Linked DNA regions of Mus musculus: region 2 is linked to region 1. Evidence: chromatin loops called from intact Hi-C (ENCODE). Cell type or tissue: left cerebral cortex. All regions are shown on one strand. Links, peaks and the distances in the headings refer to the core of each region. The heading gives the core; the rest is flanking DNA.

What was found. Peaks named below come from ENCODE experiments on the same cell type or tissue, not always from the same donor. Only the 100,000 strongest peaks of a DNase experiment are listed, where the experiment ranks them.
Region 2: a loop joins it to region 1, with 5 times the contacts of the local background. A loop is called at or near these places in 7 of 42 quality-filtered maps.

What each region holds. Positions count from the first base shown.
Region 1 is chr7:66,839,227-66,844,723 of GRCm38, forward strand. Adamts17 (a disintegrin-like and metallopeptidase (reprolysin type) with thrombospondin type 1 motif, 17) reads left to right here and starts at 509. Exons shown (of 23, transcript NM_001033877.4): 1 at 509-685; 2 at 1,022-1,392. The coding sequence starts at 610. It overlaps Gm33627 (a long non-coding RNA gene), which reads right to left and starts at 565. Exons shown (of 4, transcript XR_391554.2): 1 at 481-565. In left cerebral cortex, for the core only: CTCF peaks have their summits at 1,416 and 2,942; DNase peaks (open chromatin) are centred at 378, 1,015, 1,426, 2,170 and 2 more places; H3K4me3 peaks cover 2,646 bases; H3K27ac peaks cover 2,194 bases.
Region 2 is chr7:67,061,891-67,067,387 of GRCm38, forward strand. Adamts17 (a disintegrin-like and metallopeptidase (reprolysin type) with thrombospondin type 1 motif, 17) reads left to right here. Exons shown (of 23, transcript NM_001033877.4): 16 at 176-256. Among named protein-coding and RNA genes, the nearest start is that of 1700112J16Rik, 160 kb to the right of the region's middle. In left cerebral cortex, for the core only: no CTCF peak of the experiment used is centred there; DNase peaks (open chromatin) are centred at 2,931, 3,570 and 3,835; H3K27ac peaks cover 681 bases.

The DNA of each region.
Region 1 (5,497 bases), core at 358-5,357:
CTGTGAAAGTATAGACTGCAAGAAGCCTGCGGGGTGTGGACAAACACCATAGATATAGAAGTCAGGCATGAATTCAGGTGTGCTAGGAACACTGGGCTGCGTCTTTCCAGCCCAAACTAATCAAAAATAGGAGTCACTTCAATACATAGAGATTTTCTTTTTCTTGTACTGAACTGGTTGGTCTGGCCTATCTTCCTAGGAAGCCTCAAAGGTGATCTCCCAAATGTGAACAAACTGAAGACCAGGCTGGTGTCCTCCTGGCTGCTCCAAGATGCTGCAGCTGAGCCGGCTCGCGCCTGCCACCTGGTGTCACAGCCTACCTACTGCCTAGAAACCACGTGTAAGAAAGTGCTTACAACCTAACTACGCACGTTGGTTTCGACCGGCCCTAACCAATACGGACAGGGAAGGCGGGGCAGAGAAAAGCAAAAGCCCAATCACCGCCTACTTTCCAAGGAGAAGGTGGGGCTTAGTATTTACCATGTTGGGTTTGTCCGCAGCGCTAATTACTTTTTCCAAAGGCTGCAGGGCTGCACTCCGGTTGGCTTCGCCGCCTCGCGAGTCCCTGCTCTATCACTACAGTCTTGGGGGCTGCTGGTCCCAAGTACCATGTGTGACGGCACCCTGCTGCCCCCTCTCGTCCTGTCCTTGCTGCTGCTGGTGTGGGGGCTGGACCCGGGCACAGGTAGCGTTCCTAGCTCTCGCGGCCACCTTCCCGGTGCCTTCCCGAAGCATCCCGGCGCCCGGGTGCATAGGTGGACCGCTGACAGCATCCCCTGAGGAGGAGAGTGAAGGCCGCGGCCGGAGAACTGGTCTCTGGTTCCCTCTCGGCACGCGGATGGCGAGCTGACCCCCGGTGCGATCGAGTGGCTTCGCCAGCTTGGAGAGGCCCGGCTCGGGGAGGGAAGGGAGTGCGGGGTCACGGCTGCGCGATACCCACGGAGCCTTGCGAGTCAGCGCCGGAGCGGCCGGCAGCCCTGGTGGCCAGGCTGGTGCTGACGCGTGTCCTCTCTCCCCGCAGCTGTCGGCGACGCGGCGGCCGACGTGGAGGTGGTGCTCCCGAGGCGGCTGCGCCCCGAGGACGTGCACCTGCAGTTGCTGCCGGGAGCAGCGGGGCTCCGGCGGTGGCGGCGACCGCGAGCATCTCCAGGTGGCCATCGAGCAGGGCAAGGAGAGCGCGCCCTGCTACTGCACCTGCCGGCCTTTGGGCGCGACCTATACCTGCAGCTGCATCGCGACCTGCGTTTCCTGTCCCCAGGCTTCGAGGTGGAGGAGGCGGGTGTCTCGGGGCGCAGCGGACATCCTGCCGAGCTGTGCTTCTACTCCGGACGAGTCCTGGGCCACCCGGGCTCCCTCGTCTCCCTCAGCGCCTGCGGCGCCGCCGGCGGCCTGGTATTGCCCGCGCCCCCTATGGGTCTGCCTTGCCCAGTCTGTTACTTCTCCTGGGGTGGTCCCGCGGAGGGCTGGGCGGGAGAAGACCTACCTTCCCATCTCCTTCACTTGGCCCTTTCAGACTGTGCCTTCCTAGGAGAGAGAACACAGGGGAAGGCCTGTTATTGTCCTGGCTTCTGTTGTGTCCTGAACCTGGCCGAGGTGGGGTTGCATTGAGAAATTAGCTATAGCTCACCTAGAGGAAAGAATATGAACCTGTCGTTCCCACTCTGACAGCATCAGCACAGGTGTGTATGTTTTCTGCACGTTATGGGGAAGCTCTAAAGTGTTCATTCCCTGTCTAGGAATGGGGTATCTAAGCACTTCTCTTCTGTCCCTTGAGCCTTCTTACATTAGGAGGGGACCCCAGGCAGGCCATGGTTAGTCTCATTTTTGCTAGCTGAAAAGGTAAGACCAAGAGAGGAACTGTTGTCAGTATCTCTAGTGCCTTACTCTGCAGTAGGTATTTATTTATCTGGATGCTCCCTCGGTGAGAACTGTGCGGTGCTCACCTGTCCCAGGGGAAAGCCCTGCTCTTACTCTTTTTCTTCTCGAAGACCTTGCCTCGCCTTGTTGAGACACCTGTGACAAGTGCACGGAGAGGCACAGAAGTTTGGGGTGGTTTTGCTGTCTTTGTGCTCACACTTGAGCACTTGGCTACGTTGGTGCCCAGCCAAGTTCTTCTCTGCTTCTCCAGGGTGCCCCCAAGAAGAGCACGTGGCTGGCAGATGGTTTGCCCTCCCCACCCCCCAAAGCCTGGCATCACTCAGTTTACAATGTCTGTGCTGTTTCCCTACATTTGTCACAGCAGACCTCTGGGGTAGTGGGCCAGAGAAGCCACCCCTTCACTTGCTTTCTATCACCACCTACACAGCCAGGAGCACAGCGTGAAAGCCCAAGACTCCGAGATTTTGCTCGATACTTCTGCTTTCTTAGTACTGGGTCAGGGTTGGGGGACCTGTGGATGTAATTTCTGAGGAGCAGCCTAATTTTCAGGAATCTTTAAAGGTCTCATTTCAGGGTATGGGTTACTTTTGTTTAACTGGGAGACATTGGTAGTCTTGGCAAAAGAAGGCAAAGCAGATTGTGGTGGGGTCTGGTAGGTGTTATCGTTGAACGGGGGGACAAAGGGTGTGGGCTGTGGGCGAGGAGGCTTAAGTGGAGTGAGAAAGGCTCAGATCACTGTAGGACTCGGGTCAGCGCTGTATCATGTTCTGGGAGGGACTCAGAGGCCCACATCATTTCTCCCATTTTTTTGCCAAAGTGTTTCAAGTCTAGGTCACACCCCCGTACGGTGCATAGAAACATCTGAATCCCATTTGCTGCGGTTTCGTGAGTTTCTGGAGAGGTCAGAGTTTATACTTCTTGGTGTAAAGTTTCCAGCGAGGAGCTATCTGTGAAGGAGCCCAGGCTGGAAATCTGGAGAACATTGATGTAGAGTCCTCCCAGAGTGGCTGCTCAGCCTCCTCTCATGGCATCTGAGCCAACTTTTCAGGAAGACTGCGCTGCCCTTTGGCACCATGTGAGGGCGCTGTGCCTTAGAGAAAGGAACCCGGCCAAGACTCTTGAGTTCACCCCAGTTGCGGGTGGAATTCTAAGTCTTTAGATTTTTCAATTCCAGTTTGAGGAGACACTGCTGTTGTTTAGTCTGCCTTACTCATCCTGTTCGTGCAAGCTGCACATTGGACACTCTCCTCGAGTACACGTAGGCAGAGGCTGAGAGCGGGAGGGAAGAGACATGACTGGGAGCCGGTCTCTTAGCATAAGCTACTTGAGATTGGCCTGCACCCCACCTTTGGCTTGGTTGTCCACCCAGGTGGGTGGTAAGTTGTGCTAGGTCCCTTGACTAGGCCAGAAGCTCTCTGAAGTGTGCAGTTATGTGTGTGTTTGCCAGGATAGTCCCAGCTACCAGACATGGGTAGGGGCCATGGTCCAGAAGATAGCTCTTGTTAGCTATTGGGTGGGGGTATTCTGAAAGCCTTCTTGTCTCCAAAGACTAATGTTGTGCAGATATTAGCAGGCTTTTCCCAGAAAGTGAGTATTTTATACTTTATGAGCCATCTAGTCTCAGTCATGTCTCTCAGTGCTGCCCTTTTTGAGTGACAACACATATAGGAGGCATATAAATATGTGGGTGTGGCTCTGCTCAACCTCCTCTATCCTGGATGCTGGCTAGTATTTCGGCCGTTAGTATGTTTTGCCATGGCCAATGCCTACAAATGGCTGTGTCTTCAAGGGGCAGGACTAGTGTACACTCTGTCTGTCTTCCTTGCATTTGTGCAGTCTGTGCTCAGAGATGCTGGGAGTCTGTTTAAGGGGAGCTACAGTACCAGGACAGAGCACGGCTAAATTGTTTATAGGGCACAGAGTATAACTCACCCCCTTCCCCCGTGTTGGCAGCAGGCAGAGGTGTGGGCCTGTGGTGTTTCCCCTTCTCTGTCTTATCAGGAAGAGCTATGCCAGCTGCACTTTTTGGATCTTCAAAGACCCCAGGCCCAAGGATTAATTGACTTCTGTTTCTGCTGCTTCGTTTTATTTACATTTCACAGAGTCTTTAGATGTAGCGTAGTTTTGGAAGGATTCCTGTAACCATGGAATCCGAAAGCAATGAGCTTTAGGCTGGTGGAGAAGGTATCTCCTCTAATGAATTTACCCAAGCCTCCTGTGACTAGCATCGGGTGATGGAGGACCAGCAGAATTCCAAATTGAACTTCATGGATAGGCAGGGCAGTGGAGGCAGGGGAGGGAAGCTTCATTATCCAGCTATCTGTGGTTGGTCCGTTGCAGCAAAGGTTCTTCACGGCTTGTCTGAAGTGAGCAGGCAAAATGACTGTTTTAGGAATGGGGAAGGAAGGCTGAAGGCTGCTGTTGGGTCTGATGGACTCTTGAAACTCTGCAGATCTGACTCTGTTCACTCCATTGTGGTCAAGGATGTGGCCTGCAGGGGTACACTGTATGTGAGCTGTGGGGGCAGAGAGGATACCAAATTATTCTGGCTGTGGAATATTAAGTAGCCAGGCCTGTTTTCAAAGCCATCCCAGAAGGACCAAGAAGAATAGAGTGCCCCTAGGTATGCCTCTTCCGAAGTCACCTGCACAGCATGGTGTCTCCATCATGCAAACTAGACACTGAGTTTAGTTATCCTGGTGATCACCTTTGCTCTGGCTGGTCAGCAAAGAGAGCACCATTTGTGTGACTCCCCCATGGGCATGGGTAAGGGTGAACCTTTTACAATCTCTTGGAGCCATTAGAGAGTATGTGCTTTAGTTTTTAGGGGAGGAAGTGTGTGTGGATAGGGAAGGATGGGGACTGAGGCTTCTTAGCCAGTGAGTTCTCCAGCAGCAGCCGAGGTTACAAGAGAGAGTCTGGAGTGTTGTTCTAAGGAGGGCAGCTGGCAGTCACATGGCCCTTGGAATAAGGAGACGGGGTTGAGATGTTGGCCTTGCACTTTATGAGATAGCATTATCCAGCTGTCTGTGGCTGGTCTGTTATTAAATTGCCCAGTTTTCTAATGAAAACTCTCTTCATCAAGTACATCTGAGTAGGACTTAGTCTGGACAAAATTCTTAAAGAGTATGGTGACTTCTCTGAAGACATCAGATAGACTAAACTGTATCATTATCATTATGCAAGTTATCACTGTGTTGACATGGGCAGAATGAATTCATATCACTGAAGAGCTGGTCATGTAAAGCATGAATATGCTAGGAAATTCAGGGCACATTCTTAGGTCTTCGAAGAAGGGCAAGACTGCTGTGAAGTTTGAAGCCGAGGATGGACAAATTGACCAGAATTTGACCAGAAAACTCCAAGGGCTCTGGCCTCCTCTTGGGAGAGCATGCACACAGCCTTCAGTGTGACCTCTTCTCCTTTGACCTCTCTTCCCCTCCATGTTCTTTGTACTTCTAATTGTCCAGCTCAGGAGCTTCACCTACCTGCAGCTTCCCAGAACTTTCTAGAACCCCTTAGGATACCAGGCTCTGACTCCATTCTGAGCATGTTTGGGGTGGGGGTGGGGCTCAGATTTCTTTTTGGAATTCTGCCAAGTGGCATCATTTTTCTAGAA
Region 2 (5,497 bases), core at 306-5,305, 220 kb after region 1:
GGTCTTAGAAGATAGAGCTCCACGTGAGTTGGTGCTCAATTTCTCAAGCTGTATCAGCATGCAGTCTCTGAACTCACCACAGGGGGCATAGTTGGGCAGTTTAAATGGGGATTCCATGTGGGCCTCTGATCCCAGACGGCGGTGTGCTTCATCTGTATGTCATATGTCACCACAGGTTATATCGAAGCGGTTGTCATTCCGGTTGGAGCTCGGCGGATCCGTGTGGTGGAAGACAAACCTGCTCACAGCTTCCTGGGTAAAACAAAACTCATTCAATCAAAGTTCTGCCCTCTGAGTTGATTCTTACGACTTACGGAGGCTTGTGGCTCCGACATTAAATCTTTCTTCCAGTTTTATATATGTGTGTGTGTGTGTGTGTGTGTGTGTGTATACATACACATACATATACATACATATATATATGGAGTGCATATATATATATATATATATGTGTATGTGTATATATATATATATGTGTGTGTGTGTGTGTGTGTGTGTGTGTGTGTGTATACCTGTACTCCCTATATACCGTCTCCCAGGTATAACCCTGGTGTTATAACTGCACGTTCATTAGAAAATCATATGTACCCAAAATGGACCAGACAGCACTTTTCACAGGAAGATCCAAGCTATGTTATGGGGGAGAATCCAGTTAGAATCATCACTTTTGGACAGGATGGAAAATAAAAATGTGGACAAATCCATGAGACACTGGGGATGTGTCCCTCCTGCAGAACCCAGGCAGTTATCCCAGGCAGCAGAGACCCATAGGCCACCCTTCAGTGAGCCCCTGCAGGCTGCCAAGGGCGCTGGACATGTTTCTTGCTGCAGAGAGAACAGTGGTCCTAAGCTGAGTGGGACACAGAACAGCACTGGCCCTAGCCAAGCCCTGGGGACCTAACTTCATAGTGACTGGCGAGCTGACTTCAAGCACAAACACTTACATAGCTCTAAAGGGTTGAATTGGATCCTGACTGGTGCTCTTTGCCCTCTGTAGAGGGACATATTCACTGAAACTCCTCCTAGCTAAAGGAGGTCCTCTGAGTGAATGATTCCAGTCTTGCTGTTAACCACCCAGCAAAGATCAGCCTGGTCCTTGAGCATCAGGAAGTAGGAGCACTGCACTGAACTCCTGAGTATTGTTTCCGCAGGCTTCAGGAGGAGAACACTCATTTCAGTTTCAAGGGCTGCTCTTTTCTTGGTTCAGTGGGACAGAGATGTTGTTACCCATATCCTTTGGTAAGCCAGAATCCCATGGTCCTTGTTCAGGTTAAGCTAGACATGGCTGATCTCTTCAGGGGCCCCTATCTCAGCCTCTGTCATGAGGTGTCCAGGGAGTGGGGGAGAGGCATAATTGCCAAGTGTTCAGGGTGAACCAGAATCACCCACGAAACCTTTTTATTTGAACTTTCAACACTGACAGAAAAAAAGAAATTGTGTCTTTGACCATGTTCCTACCATTTTAGGTTACACAAAAGTATCCATGCCATTCTTAGAAATGGTCACAGCTTGACTTAGCTCTGCTGAAACAGGCACAAAACTCATCTCTAGCAGGTGCATGTTAATCAAGACCACAGCACCATTACATAGAGCCTAAGATGATGACGATGGTGCTATTATAGAGCCTTCGGTAGCAGTGCTGTCCTTTCCATGGAGAAGACATTCCCAGGTATACTGCCCATCTGTCCCTGAAAGAGGCAAGGGTGTCCCAGCCCAGCCTACCAAGCTGGACCACCACATAGAACAGTGTTTATGAATGCTGCCTAAAACAAGCCTTATACTGCTTGGGGCAACTTTCTCAGAGTGGCAGTCCTCTGCTAAATTCCCAGAGATCCTGCCCCTTTCCACTTACATGAGAAAATGAGTCAACGTCTGCAGTGTTGACATCATTAGTCTTGTCTCTTAGTGTCACCTGCAAATTTACCTTCCCTGGCTGATGCTCTGAGAATGAATCCTTCTGCCGGGGAAGCATGTTTCTTTCCCAAGGGCACAGCATTGAGACTCCACAAGAGATCAAAGTCAGCTTTCACCATCACCTCACAAAATGATGAGCCCAGTAGTCTAAGAGCTCACCAAGCTCTAAGTGCACCATGCCAGTTCTTCCATAAAGCAGCAAAGTCCATCCTTGGATTCCCAAGATGCCCCAACAGCCATCTTCCCTGACCCATCTCCATGAGTCTGGGAGAAGTAATGAAGCCACCTCCATTTCTGCTCTTCTGCGGAGTGTAAGCATGGCAGAGGATGGAGCCAGAGTTAACAAATCCTAGGATATAAAGGAACTCGTCAATGAGACCCACATGATGGCTTGCTGTCACAGTTGGCCCTGACAGCTCTACCGTGGAGGCCTAGAGGCCCCATGTACAAAGGGAAGTAGTAACATCCACATTTGTGGTTCCCAGTCACTGGGCAGTGCAGCGCTTTAGAGACCTGAACACCCCAGTCCGCCACAGAGCATCACTCTGCTGGATTTGCAGATAGCAAGCAAAAGCCCCAGGGGGGCTTCCTTTCATGCCCAGCTCTGCACTCCACCTGAATCCATTTCAGTCTGGAGCCTCTCAGAATCTCCAGTGGAGTCTAATCAGGACCATCGGTCGACTGATGGAGATGACATTTCATTGTGTGTGACTGCCAGTCTGTATCCCAAGAGGATTGGCTTAAATGCCTGAATGACTTAGCTCCCCAGGAGCAGTGCCATGCCTCCGTGGGAGCTTGGAACCAGCTTTGGTCCCCTTATCTTACCCCAAATTCATAACCCAGTCATTCCAGCCCTGGCACACAGACAGGAGCAAGCCTGAAGGTGGTCCACGCTCCCTGGCTATGTTTCTAGAGTCAGCTCCAGCAGGCCGTGTTTCCACTCAGGGCTGGGTGCTTGGAAAGTCAACCCAGTTTCATTCTGAATTACTCTCACATTCGCTGGGAGCAGTTCCTGAAGAATTTCACCCCCGCCTACCTTCAGCCCACGCTGGCTGGCTTTCTGCTCAAAACCACCTGGAACAGGAAATGCCTCCAGTTTGTATCCATGGCTAAGAACAGAGCTGGCTGAACTCCTAGTGGAAATAAAAAAAAAAAAAAATTAAAAAAAAAGAAAGAAAAAAGAATCTGACACAGTGCCAGGAATAGAAGTGGGTTGACTGTGGGTCAAGTCTTCCAGTTGACTCCTGATGGGGAAGAACCGAAATGAACCCTCTGGCTTTCTGCGCCCCTCTGAGCCAGCAGAGAACAAGTAGGCAGGGAGGGAGAGCCTGCCCTTGCACGGCCACTGCTGACAAGGAGTGCCCCTTCTTGCTCTGTGGAACACCCACTTGCTATCTTCTCCGAGAGTACCTATAAGTCCCAAAATGGTGGGCAAACATCCACCTAGAAAAGGGCCCGAGCTGAGAATGGTTGGCTGTTCAGCATGTGGCATTATGCTGTGGGCTATGCAGAGATCTTGTCCTGTCACAGTGATCAAATTCTTTGTTCCTGTGGTACCCTGCAAAAAAGTCAGTCCCAACTATTCAACTATTGAAAGCATGTAAGTAAAATCCACAAAGCATGCTTTCCCCTCCAACCCCCACCCCTCTGGATCCTGGTTTAAAACATGCAGCCTCTGGCGCAGGCAGACGCAGCTTGAGAAATCTCCTCCACAAACCAGCACATTAGACCCTGCAGAAGGACTCAAACCACTGGCAGAATCCCGTCCTCTCTGCTTCGAACTGTTACTTGCCTGTAAATCAAAGTATGTGGGATCCTTTGGATGATGTTGCTGAGTCTTCTCTGAGTCCCCAAATCCTAGTGTTACCTGCAGACTGGTTGGTCTTGACATGCTTACAGACTAAGAGGGTTGGATGCCTGAGAGCTGAGCGGACAGCAGCTTCATTAAGAATATGGGCATGTCACATACATCGGCCTCAGGACACACTCCCTCACAGAGGAGCTACCACAAACCCTGCTTGGACCCACTCCCAGAAGTCAGGAGTCAAGTCAACCTAAGGGGACAAGAGTGACAACCCCGTGAAGTCACTGAATCACTAGGCTCCACCAGGAAGCTACCTGTTCACTGTCAGAAATGACCTTGATGTCCTAACACTGACCCAACACTGACCTCTCGCCCTTTGGAAAGGAATGTCAAGTGCTAAATTCTGCTTGTTCATTTTCTACATGGAATATGGAAACTTAGAAATTTTGTGTCCTGCTAGGTAACTCCCACCCAAGTAAGAAACGTTAAAAGCCATGCCCACACCTCAGGAAGCTCTTGCTTCAAATTCTTCCTGAACTGAGAAATCATGGCATATATATATATATATATATATATGTATGTATGTATGTATGTATGTATGTATATATACATACACGCGCGCGCGTGTGTGTGCACTACTATCCTGAGGACCCTGCTCAGATGAGCAGAGGGGCTCAGCAGCCAGGCCTCCACCGCCATCCTGACCACTACAGCTGCCGCTTCTACCCTGGCTCCCCTGGGATGGAGCAGCTGACGATAGTAACGATCCCCCAACCCTAAGCTTGGCTTTTCTCTTCTCTAGATGTACTTTCTCAGACCTCACCTCCCAGATGTTGGCCTATGGGTGTGGGCCAGGGTGATTTTGAGATCGTAATTTATAAGTCACTCAAAGCATCTTAGAAAAGGGGCCAGAGGCAGGTACACACAACACTGATGAGTGAGAGCCACCTGTGCAGGGGGTTGTTGGAGCAAAGCAGGATGGGAAAAGCAGCCTGGGAGTGTACACCAGGCCCGTTGCATGTCAGCGCTATGGAGCTCCTGTTGCTGAAGAACTCAGGTGACCCCGAGGAACTCATAAGAGCAGTTTTCTTCCTCCATCTGCCCTGTCCTTGCCATGACTAGTGTTTCTACAAGCTGGCCTCCTAAAGACTCAGTGACAATAAATCCAGTCCTTAGTCACTGGGCTTTTGGGCTTCAACTTCAGGTCCTGCTGAATTTAGGAGTCTCGAATGATGTGGCAGGAAACACTCTCGGAGGCTCTTTTCCATGTGGTGACAGATCAGGTTTACGTCTTTGGACAACACCTAGGAAGAAAGGCACTTCTCTCTGAGGTGAAAGGCAACCAAAGCCCAGAACTGGACATAGTCCCATATGACTAGAGGGGAAATATACTCTCGAGGGAAGCTCAGGAGACTGGGAGATGGGGGGACACTCCTTGAAGATGAAGAATCAGGATAAACAGCAAGTATACTAGGCAGTCAAGATGGCCACCTTGCAAGAAAGGCCAAGGCCCTGACCTCTGACTCCCAGCCCTCGCCTTGAGCTGGGAAGGGAGGCTGGTGAGTGAATGCAGAGTGAATGGGAGTTCCTGAGGAGAAGGGAAAACTGCCACCCAGATTCTCTCATCTGAGTGTGGCACATGGGTTCCAGCAGGGGCCCAGGCGTGGCTCTGGGTTGCACATGGAGAAGTTTTGTTCATCTCACTAGTTCCTGCTCACCAATGGCTATAAGTGCTCCAGAGTCCTCTACCATAGCCACAATGACAGTCAGCTTCCACCT